2 separate regions of the Homo sapiens genome follow, and region 1 is linked to region 2. The links are chromatin loops, found by intact Hi-C in ENCODE. Cell type or tissue: GM12878. All regions are shown on one strand. Links, peaks and the distances in the headings refer to the core of each region. The heading gives the core; the rest is flanking DNA.

Region 1 (12,305 bases), core at 5,988-8,487, 69 kb before region 2:
GGCAGCTCTATCCTCTCAGTAATAGCATTCTTGACTCCTCCGCCCACTACAGTTTGTTGGGACGTCTGGGGGCTTTCCCTGCGTGTTAGCTCCAGTGTCTCGTTGCTTCTTGCCACCTGTACATCATTTTCAAGCCTACAGTTCAGTGTAGGGTTCCTTTGCTCCACTCTGATCTGAGCCACCATCCTCTCTCGCCTGGACTATTGGAGTAGTTTCCTCATCTCCCAGTGGGTCTCACTCCTGTCCCTGCTCCCTGGCACCTTCATTCGACACAGCAGCCACAGTCTCCACCACATTCTAGGAGGCCCCCTGTGATCCAGTGCCTGTGACTCTGCTCATCTCATCTCAACTACTTGGCCTTCCGTCCCCACTCCAGCCACACCAGCCCCCAGCTGGGCCTAGAGCATGTCAGAAATGCTCCCACCTTGGGGTCTGGAAGCTTCCCTCTAGATATCTCCATGGCTTTCTTTCTCAAAGTCTAAGGTTTTGCTTACATAGCACTTTTGTATGAGGCCTGTCCTGACCTCTCTTATTATTATTATTATTTTTTAGATGGAATTTCCCTCTCCTTGCCCAGGCTGGAGTGCAGTGGCGTGATCTCGGCTCACCACAACCCCCGCCTCCTGAGTTCAAGTGGTTCTCCTTCCTCAGCCTCCCGAGTAGCTGGGACTACAGGCGCGTGCCACCACGCCTGGCTAATTTTTTGTATTTTTGGTAGAGACGGGGTTTCACCAGGTTGGCCAGTCTGGTCTCAAACTCCTGACCTGAGGTGATCTATCTGCCTCGGCCTCCCAAAGTGCTGGGATTATAGGTGTGAGTCCCCGTGCCCAGCCTTGACCTCCCTATTTTGAATTGTACCCCTCCCCGCAGTCTTCCTCCTCTCCCTTTTTCTGCATTACTGCTCATTTCCCTCCAGGACATCATCTCCTACACCCTGTAATTTACTTATTTATTTTGGCTGTTAGTTAATATCTGTCTCCCTCACTGCAATCTAACACCGTATTCACTGAAGTCCCCCAACGGAGTGAAGAACGTGCCATCCCCAAATATGCCAAATTGGCATAGTGATTATTTTGAGCTGTAAATATTGGAGAAATTGTAGTTTTAGAAAGGGCGAGCTGACCTGTCTTTTCCTGTATGCAGTAAGCCATAAAGATTCCTCTCGGAGGTCCCTTCTCTGGATGAGAAATTAGCTCTTATCTTCACAGACTGGGAAGTGAGGCTGCAACAGACCTGAATAAATAAACTTTCCAGGCTGGGTGTGGTGGCTCACACCTGTAATCCCAGCACTTTGGGAGGCTGAGGTGTGTGGATCATATGAGGTCAGGAGTTCGAGACCAGCCTTCAGAGACCAGCTCTGGCCCTCCCGGATGCCTCTGTCTGCCCCCGCTTCGGCTGCTGCGCTGTGCCAGCAGGTCCCGCAGGGCTTCACATTCCTCACTCAGGTCTTCCATTCAAGAAATGTTCATTGACTGATACTGAGCAGGCCACTGGGGTGAGTGGTCAATAAGACCCAGCCGCCACACTGAAGTAAAGTTGGTGGGGAGACAGACCACAGTCACGCACCATACAGGCCATGATGGGCAAATGTCAAGGGTGTACGGGGCAGGGGCATCACAGCTACGGCACCCAACCCAACCTGCAAGGTATAGGAAGGATTCCTGGAAAAAGGAACCACTAAGCTAAGACCACAGGGCAAGTGAAGCTCAGCCAGGCAAAGGGAAGACGTGGGCCCAAGCTGACTAGAAAGGCCCAGAGGCCATCATAAGACACTGGGAAGGGGAGGGGCCGGAGCAGTGCACAGGGGCCAGACCACGAGGGTGGGCAAGGGGGTGGGGTTTATCCATCTCAAAAAGAAAAAAAAAAGATAAATAAATAAAATATGAGTCAAATGCATGATGGATTAAGCTGCTTTATTTACTATAAAGTCTGTACACATATGAGCAATAACTATTACTTCCTCTTTTATTAATGTATTCTTTCTGGCTTCCTGAAGGACGTCTTCACTGGGATGTTCTGCCAGGAACTTAAACCCCAGCCCTGGTCTCCCCTGCGTGGCCCCTGACTTCCCAGCTCTGCCAGTGGCACCACCATCCGCGTCGCTCATGCCTCCTCCTGTTCTCCTTCCTTCCTAATTGCTCTGAAACCTCACCCATTTGCCCCCGTTCCCCAGCTATCATGCTCTTTTCCTGGACAGACTTCTGGTCAAGCTGCTGGCTTGCTCAAAGACCTTTGTTGGCCGCGTGGCCTAAAGGGTTAAGTGAAACCTCCTACCTGGGCACTGGAGGACCTGGCCATGCTGCTCTCCCCTTCACAGTTGACCTAGACTTGGGACAAGCTGGATTCCTGAGAATCCGTGTTTCCTGCCCCTGTGCCTTTGCTCAGGCTGGTCTCTCCGCCTGGAGCGCCTTCCTTCATCTCTGTTTGCCCCAGCCCCGCCTGCCCTGTAAGGCCCAGTCTCGACACGGCTTTGCTGCAGGAGGGCTTTCTCGATGTGCTTCGGGGCAGGCTGCCTCCACCTTTTGGAACCTTTTGCACGATCTTCTATTTTGGGCGGTATCTGGCGCCGAGTTGAGTGTTGGATCATGTCATTTGAAGGCCATCCTACCGAACTGTAAGCTCTTTCAGGGCACGGGCTGCGTCTTGTCCCTTTCTATGTCCCTTGTAGCCTCAGCATGGGGCCCGGTTTCACTCAACCCAAGGGTGACCCGGCATTTCAGGTTCAATGCAGAGCGGCCTGACAGGCACACTTCCTGCAATGGCCACAGGATGGCAGCACAGACCGGGTTTCGGCACCTAGGCGCGCCTCCCGCACCCACCGCACTATTCAACGTTTCTCGACCCTAGTGGAGTACCCGGTCCCCTGGAGATGTTGTGCAGGAGGGTCCCCTCTCTAGGGCTGGGGGCTTTAGGGCTGGGGAAGAGGCACCAGGGGCAGAGCCTCTGGACCCCACCTGGAGTCCTGTAGTGAGTGCGTTTCCTCCCCTTCCCAGCGGCCCCTTTTCCAAGAGAGAACTTGCGGAGGGGGGAGGGGGTGGGGGGTGAGGAAGGAGCACTAGGGAGGGAGTCGGCGGGTTTGGGTCCTGGTTCTGTGCTGCGGTCCTGGGCAGGTGTGGTGTGTAACGGGAAAGGGCCTGTCACAAAGCGTGGCAAATGTGCTCGTGGCAGATGCCCACGAACGTTTGTCTCCCTGTCCTCTGGCCTCCACCTCCCCTGCAATTTTCCCAAAGGCAAAATGATGGGTTGGACAAACGATAGGAAATGTAGCCACGTTCGCTGCGCATGGGGCAAGGTGGGGGTGGGGGTGGGGTTTCCGGGGCACCAGATCGCTCTGCTCCCATCTCAAGGCCCCTGCTTCTGGAGGCAGGGTTAGCTCCACGTAGGCAGAGGAAACACCCCGGGTTTCTTAGGATTCTTGCTGTGTGACCTTGGGAAGTCCCCGCACGCCTCTGGCTGCAGCTGCCGCCTGTGAAAGAAGGGGCTGCACTTCCTGGATGGTGGAAGGTTGCTAAGGTAACCACAAAGTGCCCGCTCAGCAGCAGCTGCCGTCATCATCATAGTTATTATTATTAGGGTTTCGTCCTGTGCCAGCATTTGACAATTCTAACCCCACCTGGAGGCCTGCTAAGAGAGCAGGCGAGGGCTGGTGATCATTTAGGGATGCCTAAAATGTTTGCAGGGGGAGCAGGAGAGAGGAAGGACAAAGGATGTTCATGAGGGTCAAAGACCTGGGTTTGGGGCTTCTCGGGGCGAGGGGGTGCGGAGGGAGGGCCCCAGATCGCGCCTTCTCCCTTTAGGTCTGGTCCCGGGGTGGCGGCGCGCGTGCGCAGGAGGAGGCCGTGGGCCCGGCCAGCAGAGGGCGCCGCGAGCACCACGCCCGGGCTTAGCTGTGCGGGGCTCCGCCTTGCTGCGCAGTGGGCAAGCCGGTCTGGCTGCGATGGGGGAGGGCTACGCTGGGGAGCTGCGGGTAAGGGCAGCTGTCACCGTTTTCAGTTGTTGGTCGGTGTCCTGTGTGGCATTGTGGGTTTGCCTGTAACCACCACATGTTCATTCATTTAACTAGCACGATCAAGCACCCACAAGTTTCAGCCACTGCTGGGAGTAAAGAGGGGAACGAGGTGCATGCCCGGAGAACCCGCACCCACCATCCAGGTGACAGAGGTCAGCCCAGGGCTGGGGGAGCTTGGAGGAGGAGCCGCCTACCTGGAGAGAACAGGCGAGGCAGACAGAAGGCAGGAAGCACAGAGAGCCCGCTCGCAGCTTGGCAATGTGGGGAGCTGAACAGAGCAAGAACTGTTTGGGGCCATGCTCTCGAACACTGGCCCAGGGCCGGCGATGTCGAAGCCATGATGAATCCAAGGCTAAACTACAGCAGACACAACGGCTGTCCCTAAGGGGGTTATAATTGCGTGCGTGCGTGCGTGTGTGTGTGTGTGGGTGTGTGTGTGTTGGGGGGGGCGCTGGGGGTGGGAGGCTGGGGCGTGTAGGCAAATACCAGGACTGGAAAAAGTAGAGTCCTAGGATCTCGACCCTCCTAGGCCGGCGGGGGTGTCTTGCTGCCTCCCTGTGAAGGTAGATGGGCTGCATGGGGGAAGGAGGGCCAGGTATGTGAGTGGGGGAGTGGACAGAGGGGTGGGGTAGGAACCAAGGGCAGCAGGGAGTCCAGGTGGGAGCAGTTGGGACGGGGATGGAGCAGACAGTCTGGTGGGAGAGTGAGGGGTGGGGGGGACAGTGGGGAGAGGGTGGCAAAGACTGCTTGAGCCTCTGAGCCTCAGTTAACTCAGAGGAGGTTGGCATAACACAGAGGGCAGTAAGGACAGGGACAATGGGAAAAAAAAAATAAAGTGAAGACCATCTTGGTTCCATTATGAGGAGTAGAGTGCCTGGATCAAGGAGGTGATGATGGTTCCATGTGTCCTGGGTAGGTCAGAGAGCAGGACCTGAGAGCATTAGAACTGGTGGCAGCCTTTCAGGCCATCTTATCTGATTCCTTTCTTTTATATATAGGGAAACTGAGGCTCAGAGAAGGGAAGGAAAGGCTACTCCCCCCAGAACAGAGTTCAGCTCTTAATAGCACTTTTTTTTTTTTTTTTGAGATAGCATCTTGCTCTGTTGCCCTGGCTGGATTGCAGTGGCTCAGTCATGGTTCACTGCAGCCTTGACCTCCTGGGCTCAAGTGATCCTCCTGCATCAGCCTCCTGAGTAGCTGAGCCTACAGATGCATGCCACCATGACCGGCTAATTTTTAATTTTTTTGTAAAGGTGGGCGGTGGGGGCGGTCTCCCTATGTTGCCCAGGCTGGTCTCAAACTCCTAGGCTCTAGCGATCCTACAGCCTCAGTCTCCCAAAGTGCCAGGATTACAGGCTCAAGCTGCCGTGCCCCATCCTGGTGGCACATTTTAAAATGCAGAACACTGACTGATAGGATCTTTTCTGGAAAAGGTCAGCTGGGGATAAACCATGTCATTGTCACCACCTCTGTTATCACCACTGAGTACCTAATGTGTACTAAGCACTTCCCAACACTATCCCTCTTACATGTGCAGCCCTGAAGTCAGAGGAGAAAATGGAAGTTCAGAGAGGTTAAGTAAGAGACAGACAACACAGCCGGTAAGGGCTTGAGCTGGGATTCACATCCAGCGTGCCCTCCTGCCTACCCTGTGTGAGGGCCTCTGCCAGGGAACAGCCAGTGAGGCTGTTATAGGGTGAGGGGCTGTGCTGGGGGCAGGGAAGCACCTCCATCTGTGTGTATGCCTCAGGAGCCTGTGGGCAGGGGAGGCATCAATTTCATCTCAGAATGAACTTTCCAGCTAGCAGAGCTGCCCAGTCATACAGTGGGCTCTACTAAGGAGCAGAATGTGCTCTGTCTCCTCCCAGGACAGGCAGTGGCCCCCTGTTGCCCCAGAGCATGAGCAGATGCCTTAACTTTGCAGATCCACCCAGCATTGGAGGCTCTGTCTGGCTCAGCCCCCTTCTCTCTCCAGCTCTGCCTCACCTCCTCTCTCCATCAACCTCTGCATTCCTGCCGGTCAGTCCTTCTTCCAGCCACTTTCTGGATACACTCCTCAGCTCTGGAACTTTGCACATGTGGTTCTTCCACCCTGTCGGCTAGACGACCCATTCTCAGGCCACTGTAAGCCTTCCATGACACTCAACAAGGTCAAGTCGCTGCCCATATGTGATGCTCAAGTGGCTTCTCTGCCCCTCCAAATATGCCTCATCACACCTTGTGAATGATTTGTTAGTCACTTCCATGAGGGCGGACTGCTTTGCATGTTCTCAGGTGTTTCTCCAGCACCTGGCACCGCACATTGTGTAGTGCTCAAGAAGAGTTTGCTGAAAGAATGAATAACGAATGAAGTTAAGAAAGAATGATGAAGTACTCAAGGCCAAATGCACGGGGGAAGGGACTTAAGTCAGCTGACCTTCACATCCCCTCCATCATCTTTTGGCCATAGTTCATGGTCTTTGATCAATTCCCCAGGGGTTAGAGATTCACAGCCACAGTTAGTAAACATTTAAGCTCTGTCAGGTGTTTTCTCACCGATGGAATAATAAGCAAGGGCTGGGCGTGGTGGCTCACGCCTGTAATCCCACCACTTTGGGAGGCCTAGGCGGGCGGATCATCTGAGGTCAGGAGTTTGAAACCAGCCTTGTCAACATAGCAAACCCCGTCTCTACTAAAAACACAAAAATTACCCAGCGTCGTGGGTGCCTGTAATCCTGGCTACTCTGGAGGCTGAGACAGGAGAATAGCTTGAACCCGGGAGGCGGAGGTTGCAGTGAGCCGAGATCGTGCCACTGCACTCCAGCCTGGGCAACAGAGCAAGACTCTGTCTCAAAAAAAAAAAAAAAGAAAAAGCAGGGACGAAGTGAAACTTTTTCAGTGGATACTAGCTTGGAGGCGTCAAGCCCTGCCTGGAATACTTTGCGCGCTGGTCGTTGCCACACCTGGCTGGACCAGCAGGGCCTCTCTTGGAACCCACGAGAGCTTTTGCTCACCGGATCTGGGCTCCCAGCTGCGCTTCCAGAAATGGCCACCAGGTGGTGGCAGAAGCTAAGAGTCCGGCCTTAGGGCGCGCCGGCCAGCCCCGGACCACCGGCAGGGGGCGCTGCTGCTCCGCCAGGTGAGCGGGTGCAGCAGAGGTGGGCCAGGAGTACCTGCTGGGCTAAGGGGCGCTGGGTCTGTCCCACCAGGAGTGGGTGGAGGAGGAGGTCCTAACAGCAGCAGGGAAGGAAGGCTGGGTGGCCCCTTTACTCTTCTTTGTACAGTGGGGACTTGACCCCTACTTCATGGGATTTATAGAAAAACTGAAGGTCTGTAAGGCCTCTATCGCAGCCACTCAACGCTGCCCTTGTGGTGTGGGACAACCCGTGGGTGCGTGGGGGTGGCTGTTCAGATGTCACAAAACGCAGCTGTCCCTCGGGTTCCATGGGGCTTTGGTTCCAGGACCTTCTACTTAATACTAAAATTTGCAGGTGCTGAAGTCACTGCTATAAAATGGAGTAATATTTGCATATAACCTACGCACACCCTCTGTATACTTTAAATTATCTCCGGATTACTCAGAAGACCTAATACGATGTAAATGCTGTATAGATAATTTTTTTTTTTTGAGACGGAGTCTTGCTCTGTCGCCCTGGCTGGAGTGCAGTGGTGCGATCTTGGCTCACTGCAACCTCCGCCTCCCAGGTTCAAGTGATTCTCCTGCCTCAGCCTCTGGAGTAGCTAGGACTACAGGCACACACCACCATGCCTGGCTAATTTTTGTATTTTTAGTAGAGACGGTGTTTCACCATGTTAGCCAGGATTGTCTTGATCTCTTGACCTAGTGATCCGCCTGCCTTGGCCTCCCAAAGTGCTGGGATTACAGGTGTGAGCCACGTGCCCAGCCGCCATAATTGTTATACTATATTGTTTAGGGAATAACCACAAAAAAAAGTCTGAACATGTTTAGTACAGAAACAATTTTGATTTTTGGAATATTGTCCATCTGTGGTTAGTTGAATCCATGGATATGGAGGATCGACTGTATTGTTCTTCTTCCTTTCTTTATTTTATTTACTTATTTTTTTGAGACGGAGTTTCGCTCTTGTTGCCCAGGCTGGAGTGCAATGGCACGATCTCTGTTCACCGCAACCTTCACCTCCTGGGTTCAAGCGATTCTCCTGCCTCAGCCCCCAAGTAGCTGGGATTACAGACATGCGCCACCACGCCCGGCTAATTTTGTATTTTTAGTAGAGATGAGGTTTCACCATTTTGGTCAGGCTGGTCTTGAATTCCTGACCTCAAGTGATCCACCCACCTTGGCCTCCCAAAGTGCTGGGATTACAGGCATAAGCCACCATGCCTGGCTGTCTTCTTCCTTTATTTTATTTATTTTAGAGACAAGATCCTATTCTATTACCCAGGCTGGAGTGCAGTGGCACGATCATAGCTCACTGCACCTTCAAATTCCCGGGGCTCAAATGATCCTCCCACTTCAGTCTCCACAGTAGGTGGGACTACAGACACACACCACCATGCCTGGCTAATTAAACATTTTCTTGTTGTTGGGTCTTGCTTTCTTGCCTAGGCAGGTCTCAAACTCCTGGCTTCAAGTGATCCTCCCGCCTTGGCCTCTCAAGGTGTTGAGATTACAGGCACAAGCCACTGCACCCAGCCTGTTCTTTTGATTTTTAAAAGAACTACCTAAAAATGTGAAAATCATTCTTAGCTCTTGGGGCCACACAAGACAGACAGGCGGGCTCTGACTAGGTAAAGTCTCACACCAGTGCCTGACTGCTAATAGGTGCCCAATTCATGGCAGGTGTTGCCAGCCCACCCAGGAGCTCACAGCCAGGCTCCATGGCTCCACCCTCCTGCCACCCCTGGAGTGGGGGTGGGGGGTGGGGGGTGGGACTCTGTCCTTCCGACTGTGGCCCCTGGCTGTCTTCCACTTTGTAGAAAGCACTCAGTGAAGGTTAGCTGTCATCTGTCCTCCCTGGCTGCATGTCCACACCTGCAGGCCTCTGCTCTTGCAGTCCCTCCTCCTGGTGAATCCCCTGTCCTTGACATCTTCCAAGAGACCACCACCATAATCAAGACAGAGAACATTCCCTTCACCCCAAACACGTCCCTTGTGCCTCTTCCCAGTCGACCCTGACTTAAAAATAATCTCCCGATTACCAAGTGCTTGCAGGGTGTCAGGTGCCACAGGGGCCCTAGGCCAGTTGGTCTCACTGAAGCCTCTGGGACCTGGTGACGTGGGGGCAGTTGTTACAGGGGGTACCTTAGGGCTGAGGGCTCTGAGGCTGGGGGATGGGAAGCAACACGGCCACGATGGGCAGGAGGCAGAGCTGGGACCTGAATCCAGGCACATCTCTTAGCCACTCTCCTGCCCTGCCTGTCCCCCAGCCCTTCGTGTTCCTAGGGCCATGTTTCTCACACCTCCTTTACTCCTGGCTAATCTGGGTGTGGCCTGGGACCCGCAGCCTTGGCGTCCGCTGGGAGCTGGTGGGAAATGCAGAGTGTTGGGCCAGATCCCACACTACTGAGTCAGCACCTGCTGTTCTGAGGCTTGGAAGCTCTGTCCTGAGGCAGGCTCTTCCTGGGAATTGGTGGCCGTGTCTGCATCCCCTCCCCTTCCCTGCTCACTGTGAGCTCCTGGTGGGCAGGTGCTCAGCTCTCTGGTGCTCACTTTGGGGACTGGCCCTTGGCCCCCTGAGAATCAAAGTTAAATGAATAGATGAAGGGAAGGGCAGGTGGTCAGAGCTTTGGGTTGAGGGTGTGGGGGTGCAGGGCTGTGGTGCTCAGGAGCTGGTGGGAGGAATGGGGCCAGGGGCAGGGGCCGGTCTAGTCACCTGTTTGGAGGTCTGGTTCTTCACTCACTCTGGCTACTGCCCAAGTTGACTCAGGGAGTCTGTGTTCATTTGCATACCTTTGCATGTGGTTAGCATATCTCTCTGGTGCAGTACGAGGCGCAGGCTGGATTGTGGAGCGGAGAAGGTGGACAGGACAGCGGGTTGGGGGCGTTGGGGGCTTTAGGGCTGCAGATATGTTTCTTGGAGCAGGTCTGGAGTTTGAGCACCCATCCTCTTTGGGTGAGGAGAGAGGCCTGCTGGATCCTCCTGGCTCTGGGTACCTGCTGGGGCTGGGCAGTTCCCACCTCCCTGCCTTCGCTCCTCAGTGGCCCTTTCCTGGAATGCCCTTTCCCCTGTGTCCCTGTGACAACCTTGTGATCTGGGTGCTGTGATCTGGGTGCTGGTTACACAGTTGGGTTCAGTCTGTGAAAATTCACTGAGTTGTACAGCAATTATATGTGCATTTTTCTGCATAAAAAATGGAAAAAGACCAGAACTAACTTCCAGGAAGAGTCCCATGCCTATTCCACAGCTGGGAGCCCTCCCCAGGGTGCCTCTCTTCCCCCTGCCCACCGTCTGCGGTGAAGGCCCTGGTCAATTTCAACTCGACTGAGTTTTATTTATTCACTCTCCTCTCCCCCTGGACTGTGAGCCACCCGGGGCAGAACCAGGTCCTGTTCATTCTTGTGTCACGTCCTATTAATTCTTGTGTCCCCCTGACATGGGACCTGGCACAGGGCAGGTGCTGAACCCATGGGTTCGACCTCACCATCTCTGGGGTGCTCCAGGAGGCCTGGGGCACTGACCACCTGGAGGGGGCATTTCTCCTTACTACCGCCACCCCCAAGCACACAAAAGGCCAGCATTACAATGCCCCTGCTGTGGCCCAGGGCTAGAAGTGGGACTCAAGGGTCCCTGGGTGGGAGTGGGTGTGGGGCACGGCCACCGTGTGGTCCTCAGTGCCCTGCCCTCCCCTGGTTCTCTCTAGCCCGGGTGGCACCTCCTCTTGTCTGTGGTTCATCCCCGGCCTTGAGGCCATCTGGGTCCCTGCTGAGTTCCTCTTCAGGCTTGGGGAGGGGGAGGCAGAGGCCTGGCTTCTCTGGACTGGGCCTGCATGCTGAGTGGCTCTGGGCCTGCCTGGCCTGGCCCTGCCTCATCCCTGCCAGCCCCTCCCTGCCCTGCAAGTTGGGGCCTCCCTGCCACCTGAGTTACAGAGACCTGTAAGCGGGCACACAGCCCCCTCCCCACTGTCTAGAACTTGGCAGAGGAGGACTCTGGGCAATGGCCTGCCTCTCTGGCCTCAATTTCCCTTTTCTGTAAAATGGGGAAAACAATTCAGGCAGCTGCCAGGTCAGATCAGTCAGAGGGTATGGGAGACCTCGGCACCCAGGCGTGTGCAGAGCAAAAGCCTGCTGGGTGTGTGTGGGGTTCGTGAGGGCGCTCTTCAGCTGGGCTGGGGTCTGCACGGTGGAGCAGGTGAGGGGGTGGGAACCTTGTTGGGGAGAGCACAGGAAAGTCAGGGCCTGAGTTTCGGCCCAACTTGATCCTAACTGGCTGCAAGCCCATCCCTCCTGGGCCTCACTTTACTTTTTTGTAAAGGGGGTCCTGAGTGAGATTGTCCTTCAGCCCACATGAGCTCCAAGGCTGGCTGAATGCCTTGCTTTCTTTGGCCTGCACAGGGTGTTATTTTGGAATTAGTTTCCAAATATGAAGCATCAGGAGGCTTCCCATACAAATCCAGAGTTCTAGCTTCCTGGGTGCAAAGCGAGAAGATCCGGCCTCCTGGGATTCCCTGTTTGCAGGCGGCAAGTGGCACAGTAGCGGGGGAAGGGGCCCTCGGTTCTCCCTGCCCCAGGGCCGACCCTCCTGCTGCCCTGCCTAGGACCCTCAGCTGCTGGCCACCCAGCCCCACACCCAGTCCTCTGGTGGCTGGTGCACCTGTGTGGGCAGGCCTCTTCTGTTTTGCCACCTTGCAGCTTCGGAGGGCAGGTCTGGATCAGACTGGCATTAGCTCATGCGCTTATCCAAAGCACACAAAGCAGAGATCTAGGTCTCAGCATTTCCTGGGGGTGTCCGGAGCCGTGGTCAGGGCCCAGAGACCGTGTCTGTGTGTGGGGTGCTGAGTCGCTCCTGCTGGGGTTCAGTCCTTTCCTTCGCCCTTCACTGGCCCCCATTCCATGTCTCAGCCTGGTCGCAAGGCCCTCAGAGACTGGACCCTGCTGTCTCTCTCTCTCTCTCTCTCTGTCTTTTTTTGAGTAAGCAGAGGGGTGTTTATTGACCTTGAGACAGGGGAGCTCTCGCCCTGTGTGGGAGGCCTGAGGGGCTCCAGAGCCCTGGGTTTCTTCCTTGCTTGAACAGAGGTGGTCCGGAGTGGTGCGTTGTGTGGCCCTGGCTCCGTGTTAAGTTAATGGCTGGGTAGGACGGAACCCTGGACTCCTGCCCCTGGCCTGTGTTCTTCCTGT
Region 2 (12,305 bases), core at 6,488-8,987:
CACTCTAGCCTGGGTGACAGAGTGAGACCCTGTCTCAAACAACAACAACAAAAAACAACAGAAAAAATCCCATACGTCTCTAGCTTTTATCTACCATATGAATAGTGTGACGAAACAAAAGGAAATATAGAAAATGAAAACACTCATCCATTGTTCTGTCACCAGACCTTTTATTCTACCAGGTTCTTTTCCAGCTTTGTTATATGTGATTATACAGCAAAGATGACTTTCAAATTATTTAAGGGACTTCACTTAATTTTAAATTAATAGAAATAACAGACCAGTATAAAAAGGCATATGTGCAAAGATATTTACTGCTGTTTATTTGTAGTGACAGAAGGTGGCAAACACATTTTTAAAAGTTGATAGTGGACAGGTGGAATAAATAATGGTCCACTGCTACCCTGGAGTATTAAGCAGCCATTATAGTCAATAAATTGGAGCTATTTATTGGATGGCAAGGAGGGATTCCTCCAGGGATTGGAGAGAGAGAAATGTGGAATGCAGAAATGTACATGTAGGATATTGATTTCACTTATGTGAAATAAACAGCCAACCCCTCATCCCTCATTTATGTAAATGCATGTGCATGTGTCTGTGAGATTATATAAGCACCAACAATATGAAAAGATACATACAGAGTTATGAACATAGATTACTGTGGGGGTGGGGTTGAAGGCTGATGTGGGTGGCAGTGGTTGAGGGGAAAAGGGGAGCCAAGAAAAACAGGAAAGGAACAAAAAGAGTGCACACACATTTTAATACATGTGCATAAAATTGTGTGTGTGTGTGTATATGAATAAAGAAACTAAACAACAATTTAAGAACCAAAGAATCAATTAATTTGTTGAATACCACATCGACTTCCTAATTAGAAACAGATTGCATGCACTAATATTCTGGCCTGTCAATTTTATGTGATCATAAAATAGATTTTTAATTTACTTTATGCTTAGATAATAATATAACTATACAAATTAAAACTGATAACCAAGAGAAAACATTTTTTAAAAAGATCAGATCACAGTCCTTTGCAGGAGGTAGTGTCGAATAGCTGGGGGGAGGGCAGAGGCTAACCTGAAGCTGAACTTCCAGCGTGAACTTGGAGGGATCCTCCACCCGCCCCTGGTCTCTGTGAGTTTCATTTTCCTCATCCGTACATTTAGGGTATTAGTATTTATCTGAAGGAGTTCATTTGAGGAATAGAGGAGATAAAGGGTGGATAAAACACACAGTATGTACCCAATAAACATTTTTTGTTGCTTCCCTCTCCTGTTTGACAATTTTTAATGTTGCCCAACCCTTTATTGCCTGATTTGATTCTGGCAGCAAGGCTGCAGACAGGCAGCTGTGTTCTGCTTCCTAAAGATGAGCTGGAGCAAATGCCTTCTCCCTGCATGCTCCCTGCAAGGCCTCCTCGCTATCTCCACACACCTGACTCATCCCATTTTACAGGTGAGGAAATTGAGGCTCAGGGAGGCTGAGCGACTTACTCAAGGGTGCGTGACCAGTAGGTGGGGTGTCAGAATGCCCTGCACCCCCAACCCTGTGCCGCCTCTGCATAGATCTTCCCTGGTGAGAAGATCCCTGGTCTTGTTTGACTTGATCAGGCTTGCAGAGAAGGTGGGTGCTAGCAGTAGGCCAGTGAATTCAGTCCAAGTCCACTTAGAGGCTGTTCTGGGCCAGGTGTTGTGCTGGGTTTGGGGTGGGGGCAGGGTGGGGATTCAGTGATAAGTCAGGAGCCACCTTGGCCTTAAATAAGATACTTATTTACAGCACCTACACAGGCAATGGTGCTTTTTGTCCTCCTTCCCCTAGAGGTGCCTTTGATGTGTGAGGGGATGGGCAGTACCCCTACTGGCTGAGCTCTTTCTCAATAGCTGGGCCTTGGCTGACGCTTCCTCTCTCTCTCCTCCTCTTCTAGGTAAGTGGGTGGGGACTGGGCTGTGGACCTACAGAGGCTTAAACAGTGGCTGGTGTTTGCCCTATCTGCCCACATGGCCACAAGAATTGCAGCCTTAGTGAGTTCTCTACAGTGAGAATAACCACCCCCCACCCACCCCCAGGAGCAGATCTGCCTGGGCTTGAACCCCAGCCCCACTCCCTACCTGCCTTAGTGTTGCTCTGAGGATTAGAAGACATGATGAAGTTAAGACCTGGCCCCTGGTAAGTCCTCAATACATGTTAACTTTGGTGGAATGAGACTGTAAGAGGGTATGTTTTACCCCTAAGCTAGCTCAAGGTGATGACTGCTTAAACTGGTTCTGTTCTGTTCTACAGAACAAGAGACTTGACTCAGGGGTTTCATTGTCATACTTACCTTCTCTAACACCACCAGCACCACCATCACCACCCTCATCATCACCACTCCCACCACCATGACCACCACCACCATCACCACCATAATCATCACTATCATTACCACCACCACCACTACCAATATCCCCCCACCACCATCACCACCAACATTATCACTACCACTATCACCATCACAACCACCAACACCCCCACCACCACCATTACCACCCCCACCACCACCATTACCACCCCCACCATCACTATAATCACCACCATCACAATTATCACTACCACCATCACTACCATCACCACCACCATTACCACTACCATCACCACCATAATCACTGCCATTATTACCACCATCACCACCACCACCATCATCATCACCACCATTACCACTACCACCATCACTACCATTGCCACTACAATCACCAACACCACCACCAATACCATAATTACCATAATTACCACCATCACCACCACCACCACCACCACCATTATCCCTACCATCACCACCACAACCACTAGCACCACACCAATACCCCCACCACCATTACCCCCACCATTAACACTACCACCATCCCTACCATCACCACCATAATCACCACCACCACCACCAATACCATAATTACCATAATTACCACCATCACCACCACCATCACCACCGCCACCACCACCACCACCACCACCACCACCATTACCACTACCACTATCCCTACCATCACCACCACAATCACCAGCACCACACCAATACCCCCCACCACCATCACCCCCACCATTAACACTACTACCATCACCACCACCACCACCAACACCCCCACCACCGAAATCACCACCTCCCCACCACCATCACCAACATTATCACTACCACTATCCTTACCATCACCACCACAATCACCAGCACCACACCAATACCCCCACCACCATCATCCCCACCATCACCACCCCCACAGCCCCACCACCACCATCACTACCATCACCACTACCACCATCCCTACCATCACCACCACAATCACCAGCACCACACCAATACGCCCCACCACCATCACCCCCACCATCACCACTCGCCCCTGCACCACCACCACCACCACCACTGAAATCACCACCCCCACCACCACTACCACCACCACCACCACCACTGAAATCACCACCCCCACCACCACTACCACCACCACCACCATCACCACCACCATCACCACTACCACCATCACTGCCATCACCACCATAATCACTGCCATCATTACCACCATCACCACCCCCACCCCCACTACCACCACCACATCATCACCACCATTACCACTACCACCATCACCACCATGACCACCACAATCACCACCATCATTACCACCATCTCCATCTCCATCACCACCACCACCACCACCACCACCACTACCTCCAGTACCTCCAACACCCCCAGCACCATCATTTCCTTTCCCCCAATCACTCCTCCAGTTCTTTGAAGGGGGTGTTGCTCATATGGGTTAAGTTAGATGGGGAGTAACCAAAGTCTTGGGACACACAGACATCACTCAAGCTGGGACAGTCAAAGGACAGATGCACACTGAGTGCTGCAGTAGAACAGTCCTCGCTAGATGCTGACAGAGAGAACAACCAACAGAACACTGATGAGATAATTGAGATAACGAGGCAGCACAGACTTGGATACCCCCATGGGGCTCCCATGTGGCTCCCTGGGAGGCAGACAGTGCCTGGTCTGCCTTGTGAAGGCTGCACAGCCTCTGGATGCTGCCTCTGCTCCTGTCCACCTAGGCTGTCTCCCTGACCGTGGGGGCCCACCAACTCTTCTTCCCCTTCCCTCACCAATATCCTCCCCCAATCTGGTTTTCCCTCTTTCACTTTGTTTTATCCAGAAGCTTTCCCTTTGTCCCTCCTAGTCTCTTGCTTATGGCCTAAACCTCGAGGCTCATTGGCACGCTGGAGCTGGCTCATGCTGGCTCTTGAGAGCTGGACATTAAAATTTCAGGAATTTTGCAAGGTGATTGTTAAATATGGCCCTCATCAAAAATTAAATTATACGAACTTAAAATTAAATGAATTATATTGAGAACAAAGGTAATGCATACTGAAAACTCATTCCTTCCAAATTATTTTACTACATTGTACTAATATCTGTGCTCTTGAGGTACTTATGACCATTTTATCCATATGGTGGACATGCTATAAGGCAGTGAGCTACTGCACGTCTCTTCCCAACCCTGTGTTAAGTGACTCCCTGTTGGTTGCTTGAAATTGGCCACAGTGGGGGTATTTACAACACGAAAAAAATAAATGTTATAAATTGGGGCTTGATTTATTGTTTTATTGATTGTCTTTTTTTTTTTTTTTTTAAGATGGAGTCTCACTTTGCCACCCAGGCTGGAGTGCAGTGCTGTGGTCATGGCTCACTGCAGCCTTGACCTGCTGGGGCTTAAGCAATCCTTCCACCTCAGTCTTCTGAGTTGCTGGGACTACTGGTGTATGCCTCCATGCCTGGCTAATTATTTTATTTATTTATTTTTGTAGAGATGGTATCTCACTATGTTGCCCAGGCTTGTCTTGAACTCCTGGGCTCAAGTGATCCTCCTATCTCAGCCTCCCAAAGCGCTGGAATTACAGGTGTGAGCCACCATGCCCAGCCCTGAATTGCCTCTTTTAGAAGCTAATTCAAGCTGAGTTTCCGTTGCTTGCAACCAAAATGTGCCCATCAATATATCCTGTTACCTAATTCTTGATTTATTTTTCTTCTATCCTTGCTGGATATTTTTAGTTTTATTATAAATATGTCTTTTATCATAAGCCATCCATGCCCTCTTTTGGAACTGGGAGACAGAAATGGTCATTTTTTTGCAAATATTGCACTGACAACCAGGATGGCCTCATTGAAACCTGAGAGGCTGCTTCCCCATCCCCTCATTCCAGCCACAGAATGTGGGCCCTGCTGGAAGCTCCCAGGCCTTCTCCCCTCACACCTAAACCATCCGCTGACTCTTCCTCATCAGTTTCCAGGCCTGCCCTATTCCCACAGCCTCCACCCTGGCCAGGCCCTTGCAGACTCACCAGCCCATCACCTGGCCGGCTGACCTCAGCAGCTCCCAGCTCCTGCAACAGGAGCTCCAGTAACATCCTGGACTCTTCTCTGTTCTCTGCCTCAAGGTCTTTGGCTGAACCTTGACACCTGTTCTCCATTTGCATCCCCCACTCCCTTTGGTCTAACTTGGGCTTAATTTAAGTGAACTTTTACCAAACACTTCCTCTGTGCCCAGTACCATGCTGGCCACCTGCGCTGACTTACCCACTCCTCTCAATAATCCTGCCAGGCTGAACTGGTTCTATTCCTATTTGATGGAAAACCAAAGCTTGGACGGCTGCAATGGCCTGTCCAAGGTCACATGGCTCGTCAGTGATGGAGCCAAGACTTGAAAGCTGGTCTTTCTGATCGGGAGGCCCTGCTCCTTCCTTGATCCCATGCGGTATCCCGTCTGGGGGAGGGAGGTGGGGTGCAAGATGCTGAATCTGTTCCCACATCTCTGACTGTGGGAAATGACTCTTTCTATCCATGAGGCTAGAACTACTCGGCGACCCCTTCCCTTCCTCTTTCCCTTTCCCTCTGTCCTGCCGACCAGAGCTCAGGACTCCTGACACAGACATTCCGACTCCCAGGTGCTGACTCTCCCCGCAACTCACCACTGTGCTGGAGTTCCCACAGCCACGCCCTCTCCCCACTCCACCCTCCAGGGTTCTTCCTTCTTTCAAAACCTGAGTCAAAGCGCACCCTTTCCAAGAAAACTTCTGTGTGCTAATCCACCCCACCTTGTGGCTCCTGTGCTCCTGGCTCCCCTCAGCCTATGGCACAGGGAAAACTCTGGGCTCTGCAACCCTCCTCCATCAGACTGGACAGCCCACGGGCAAGGGTTGTGTCTCCTGCATCAGACCAGAGTAACACTGAGGACTGACTATGTGAAAAACACTTTGTGGCCCCCTAAGGCACTATGGGGAGGTATAATCAAGGGTGGGGGCACAGATCACAGAGGCAGTGGGAGGTCTGAGAGATGGGGAGAAAGCCAGGTGACCTGAGCTGATGGGGTGGGGCTTCCTGGGAGAGGAGAGGTCTGAGCCAACAACATCCCTTACCTGGATATGGCAAATTCTCCCTACTGGTCCCCCACACCACGGCAAAGTATGTTCTGCATGGAGACCAGGGTGGCCTTTGTGAAACATCCGACAGCATCACTCACCAGCTTAGGACCCTTCAGTGGCTCCAGTGTCATCAGGATAAAGTCTGAGCTTCCCAGCACCTTTATCACCACCTGGCCTAAGGCTCTCAGTTTCATCGGGCAGGCCCAGCCTTGAGCTGTGAACTCTAACAATACATAACTGCTTGCAGTTTCCATCAGACCAGTCTTTCACACGTCTGCACTTTGCCTGGGTGCTTCCTTGGGCAAATGGGATGTCTATCCTCACTTCCGCTGCTTGCTCAGCATCTACTCATCTTCAAGGTTCAGATCAGTTAAGAGCTCCTCTAGGATGCTGGCCCCCTCTGCCCCCAGCTGGGCTGGCTGTCCTTTCTCAGTGCCCCACCATCCTTCACCCACCTGCCTACCCACCATCCACCCACCTCCTGTTCATCCCTCTATCCTTTTACCCATTATTATTCCCTTCCTTCCATTCATCCATTCATCTACTTCCCTGTCTGATCACTCCCCAGCCGTTCATCCCTCCACTTTCCCTCGTTCTTCTCTTCCTTCCACTCATCTATCCATCTGTCCACCTGCCATCCATCCATCCATCCATCCGTCTATATGTCCATCCATCCATCCATCCATCCATCCCTCTTCTACATTCCCTTACCCTCTTCCCTTTCCCTTCCTCCTGCTCTCCCTCCTCCCTCCCTCTGTCCTCCTTCTGTCCTCCCTCCTCTTACTCTCCATCCTCCCTCCCTCTGTGCTTCCTTCCTTCATTGAGCACCTACTTTGTGCCACACAGTCTGCAGGAATCTGCATAAACCATATGTGGAACTGAGGCTTGGCCTTAAAGAACATGAGGGGTTTGGGTAGGAAGAGAGGACATATGTGGAAATTCAGGCAGAGATTGGAAATGGATGGAGATGTAGGGACCAGCAAGGGGACAGGCCTGTTGGGGAGGGGACCCAGTTTACAGTGGGGTCTCATGAGTGATGGGCTGGAGCATTTAAGCTGCATTTTGCCTGAACTGGGAGCTAGCGGCAGGGTTGTAAACTAATCTATTCCTTGCCTTTGGCCACCTGACTGTCTGCATTTTTAACAACCTGAACATGACTCTGGGGTGCAGGCACAGCCCTTTTCACCCCAGGCATATTCTTACCCTGCCTAGCTCAGAACCCTGGGTGACACTTCTGCTGTGTGACCTTGGACATGTTCCTTCCCCTGTCTGGGACTCACATTTTCTATCTGTAAAGTTAAGAGCCTGGTCTAGAGGCTGTTTTTGGCTCTGACTTTTGGGGGCTTTCTAGCAGCAGAGGACCTGTCATTAAAAAGTGAGGCTTGCAGCCAGCTGAGCTGGGGTGGAACCCTGACTGAGCAGGTGGCTTGCTGTGGGCCTTGGGGGAACTCCTCCACCTCTGAGCTTTCTTATTCTATGATATGGGCTGGCCAAGCTCTGTTGTCAGCCTTGTGGCACAGCTTGGAGGCTCAGACAAGGACACAGACACTGAAATGCTGGCTCAGCCCATCTCTTGTGTCAGCCCAGATGGGCAGGCTGGCCTGGGAAATCAGCAGGCGGCATAGCTGTCTGGGGAAAAGGGTATCCCGGGGCCTCGGGAGGTGCTCTAGGCTCCTGCTCTCTGGGGAAAAGGGGACCCTGGGGCCTCGGGAGGTGCTCTAGGCTCCTGCTCCCTTGTGCTGCAATCCTGCCTGCTAGCCGACTTATGGCCTCCAAGTAAGCCCTGCCCTTCTGGCAGCTGAGGCTTCTCCCTCCCCAGCCCACTGTCTCTGCAAGTGATAGCCCTGAGCTCTAGGAGCTTTACCCACTCTCCACACAGTTTTCTGAGGCTTGGCGGGGAGAGGGATGGGCAAGGTGAAGGGGGTGGGGCTCTGGGGGGGCTGCCTGGCCCTGCCCGCTTCACCTGTTTGGATTGGCACGGGGCTCCCCCATTCAGGGTGGTAGAGGGAGACTCACTAACCACAAGAGGCCCTGCCCTGGGCTCCTCCTTTACCCCACTACTTCTGGGGCAGTCTGGAGGGAGGGTCAGGTAATGCTGCTCACACAAAGGCTGCCTAGAAGTCCAGAGGTGGGGGTACTCCAGGGGAGGGTGCAGAGGGGCCGAGAGGAGAGGGAGGGGTGCAGGACTCTGCCAGGAGGAAAGGAGAAGCTCAGCCCCTGGCAGGTTCTGGGGGCCTGGGAATCACAATGGGGGCTCCAATTTGTTACTTGACTCTGGGCCTTTCTAGACTCAAGACTTCCCATCTGTGACATGAGAGGAACCAGATTCCCCACTTCTTTCCCCAGGGCTGGCGGGGGCCTAGCAAGGCTCTTGACAATCGTGAGAGAAATATGTGCTATTTCTCCACAATAATACGTTGTGAAGGGAAGCCGGCATGGGAGTGTCTCAGGGAAGGGGTCCCCAACTCCTGGGCCACAGACTCTACCAGCTGTGGCCTGTTAGGACCCGCACAGCAGGAGGTGAGCTGCTGGTGAGTGAGCATTGCAGCCTGAGCTCCACCTCCTGTTGCCTGAACTCCGCCTCCTGTCAGATCAGCAGTGGCATTAGATTCTCATAAGAGCATAAACCCTACCGTGAACTGTGCACGCGAGGGATCTAGGTTGTGCACTCCTCATGAGAATCTAACTAATGCCTGGTGATCTGAGGAGGAACAGTTTCATCCTGAAACCGTCCCCACCCCCGACCCCCTAGATCCAAGGAGAAATGGTCTTCCATGAAACCGGTCCCTGGTGCCAAAAAGGTTGCGGACTGCTGTCTTGGGGCACAGAGATCTCGGGTTTGAGGTGGCCCAGTTTGGTTTTGGGGGGGGACAACAGAGCAGGAAAGAGTTCTTTCTCTGGGCTTGGATCTCCCAAAGTCTCTCCTGCAGGCCACAGTCCCTCAAGGAGTTCCTTCAAATGAGGCTCTTAAACTCAGGTTGAGGTGAGCTCGTTCCCTCCACTGATGGAGGCAAAATTTAGTGGGTCAGATTTTAAGGAGAAACGTGATTTTTGCATAGTTTCTAAGTACCTTCTTCAAGGTATTTATTAATTTCAATGGGAGAAACAGAAACATGACAGTAGAGAAATCCAGCAGCACCACCTTAGCCAAGTGAACAAGGCTGACGGCGCCAGCGGTAAGTAAGACACACAACATATCTGTCCAACATGCCTGATGGTGCCAGCGGTAAGACACATGACATATCTGTCCAACATGCCTGACGGGATGCAACCTCATTTCTGTGGTTTTCTTGCCAAAGTGCATAACCTCAATGTGATCATGAGAAAACATCAGAAAAACCCAAACTGAGGGATATTCTGCAAAATAATTGATCACCCCAGTACTCTTCAAAAGTGTCAAGGTCATGAAAGGAAGAAAAGACTGAGGAGCTGTCATGGATAGGAGGAGACTAAGGAGACGTGATAGCTAAATGCAATGTGGAGACTGAAATTGGACCCCGCAGCAGAAATGGAACATGTGTGGAAAAACTGGTGGAAGTTCCAATAAAGCCTGCAGCTCATTAATAGTATTGTGTTGGCTGGGTGCAGTGGCTCATGCCTGTAATCTCAGCACTTTGGGAGGCCGAGGCGGGTGGATCACCTGAGGTCAGGAGTTTGGGACCAGCCAGGCCAACATGGCTCAACCCCGTCTCTACTAAAATTACAAAAAATTACCCGGGCTTCATGGTGAGCGCCTGTAGTCCTAGCTACTTGGGAGGCTGAGGCAGGAGAATCGCTTGATCCTGGGAGGCGGATGTTGCAGTGAGCCGAGATTGCACCACTGCACTCCAGCCTGGGCAACAAGAGCAAAACTCCATCTTGTGGGGGGAAAAAGTATTGTGTCAATGTTAATTTATGGTTTCAAAAATTGTATGATTCTTATGTAGTATGTTCACATTAGGGGAAGCTGGATGAAGGATACACAGGATACACAGGAACTCTCTGTCCTATTTTGTAACTTTTTCTTAAAGGCTAACATTATTTCATTTTTTTTTTTTTGGGAGACAGAGTCTTGCTCTGTTGCCCAGGCTGGAGTGCAGTGGTGCGATCTTGGGTCACTGCAATCTCTGCCTCCCAGGTTCAGTCAATTCTCCTGCCTCAGCTTCCCGAGTAGCTGAGATTACAGGCGCTTGCCATGACGCTCAGCTAACTTTTTGTATTTTTTAGTAGAGATGGGGTTTTGCCATGTTGGCCAGGCTGGTCTCAAACTCCTGGCCTCAAGTGATCTGCCATTTTGGCCTCCCAAAGTGCTGGGATTACAGGTGTGAGCCACTGTACCCAGCCAAGTCTAACATTATTTCAAAATAAACATTTTTTAAAAAAAGAAGCTGGGTGTGGTGGCTCATGCCTGTAATGCCAGCAGTTTGAGAGGCTGAGGTGGGAGAATCGTTTGAGCCCAAGAGTTTGAGACCAGCCTGGCAACATGGTGAGACCTTGTCTCTACAAAAAAGTAAAAACTCGCTGGGCATGGTGGCAGTCCTGGCTACTTGGGAAGCTGAGGTGGGAGGATCCCTTGGGCCCAGGAGATTGAGGCTGCAGTGAGCTGTGATCCCACCACTGCACTCCAGTCTGGGCAACAGAGGGAGACCCTGTGTAAAAAAAAAAAAAAAAAAAAAGTGGATGATGTCAAGTACGGACCCAAGACCTGAGAGTTCCGTGGCTCCCTGCCATCCAGTCCCTGGTGACTTGACGTGTCACGCTAAAGGCTGTTCCCAGAAGCCTTCCAGATTGGGCCGCCCCCACATCTCATCTCAACCATCTATCTCTCCACCCAGTTTTTACTATTGCTTTGCAAGGTGACAAGCACCCAGTCTGTTATGCGGTATAGTGGGTCAAATAGGGTTCCTCCAAATCGGGTCCACCTGGGACCTCAGAATGTGCCCTTATTTGGAAATAGGGGTTTTGCAGATGTAAGTAAGGTAAGGTTTGAGATGAGATCCTACTGGATTAGAGTGATTGCTAAATCCAATGAGTGTCCTACAAGAGACTGAAAAAGACAGAGATGAAGACTGTATGAAGATGAAGGCAGAGATAGGGCGACGCTGCCACAAGCCGAGGAACTCAGGGAGGCACCAGAAGCTGGAAGAGGCAAGGAAGGGCTCTTCCCCAGAGTCTTCAGAGGGAGTGTGGCCCTGCCAACACCTTGATTCAGGGCTTATGGTTTCCAGAATGTATTCCAGAGAGAATACATTTCTGTTGTTTTTTTTTGAGACGGAGTCTTGCTCTGTTGCCCACGCTGGAGTGCAGTGGCGTGATCTTGGCTCACTGCAACCTCTGCCTCCCGGATTCAAGTGATTCTTCTGCCTCAGCCTCTCGAGTAGTTGGGACTACAGGCACCTGCCACCACACCTGGCTAATTTTTGCATTTTTAGTAGAGATGGGGTTTCACCATATTGGCCAGGCTGGTCTTGAACTCCTGGCCTCAGGTGATCCACCTGCCTTGGCCTCCCAAAGTGCTGGGATTATATTCGTGAGCCACTGTGCCCAGCCAGTTGTTTTAAGCCATCAAATTTGTGGTAATTTGTTATGGCAGCCCTGGGAAACCAATCTTACTTGTCTGTGCTTTTCTTCCATTTGTTTGTATGTTAAGTAATGTTGATGTGCATTCCTGCTTCTCTTTCATGCTGGGACCTTCCTAAAGGCAGGGATCGTCTCTTCCAGTAGGCCATGCACTCCAAGGGCGGGGGCTGTCCTGAGGTTTCCTCCTTCCTTAGGATGCCATCTCCTGGTCCCCAGCACAGTCCTCAGCACACAGTGTGGGCTCTGGAGGTGCTGCCTGGCCCTGCCAGCTTCACCTGTTTGGATTGGCAGAGGGCTCCCCCATGCAGGGT

What was found. Hi-C counts contacts between places; a loop is a spot of excess contacts. Peaks named below come from ENCODE experiments on the same cell type or tissue, not always from the same donor. Only the 100,000 strongest peaks of a DNase experiment are listed, where the experiment ranks them.
Region 1: a loop joins it to region 2, with 3 times the contacts of the local background. A loop is called at or near these places in 2 of 110 quality-filtered maps.

What each region holds. Positions count from the first base shown.
Region 1 is chr17:41,657,624-41,669,928 of GRCh38, reverse strand. No RefSeq gene overlaps it. Among named protein-coding and RNA genes, the nearest start is that of EIF1, 25 kb to the left of the region's middle. RefSeq lists enhancers at 2,439-2,668, 3,539-3,668, 4,089-4,178, 3,699-4,216, 4,217-4,736 and 1 more and a silencer at 3,729-3,968. In GM12878, for the core only: a CTCF peak has its summit at 7,067 (motif pointing right); no DNase peak of the experiment used is centred there.
Region 2 is chr17:41,589,489-41,601,793 of GRCh38, reverse strand. No RefSeq gene overlaps it. Among named protein-coding and RNA genes, the nearest start is that of KRT14, 8.7 kb to the right of the region's middle. In GM12878, for the core only: no CTCF peak of the experiment used is centred there; a DNase peak (open chromatin) is centred at 7,873; H3K27me3 peaks cover 160 bases.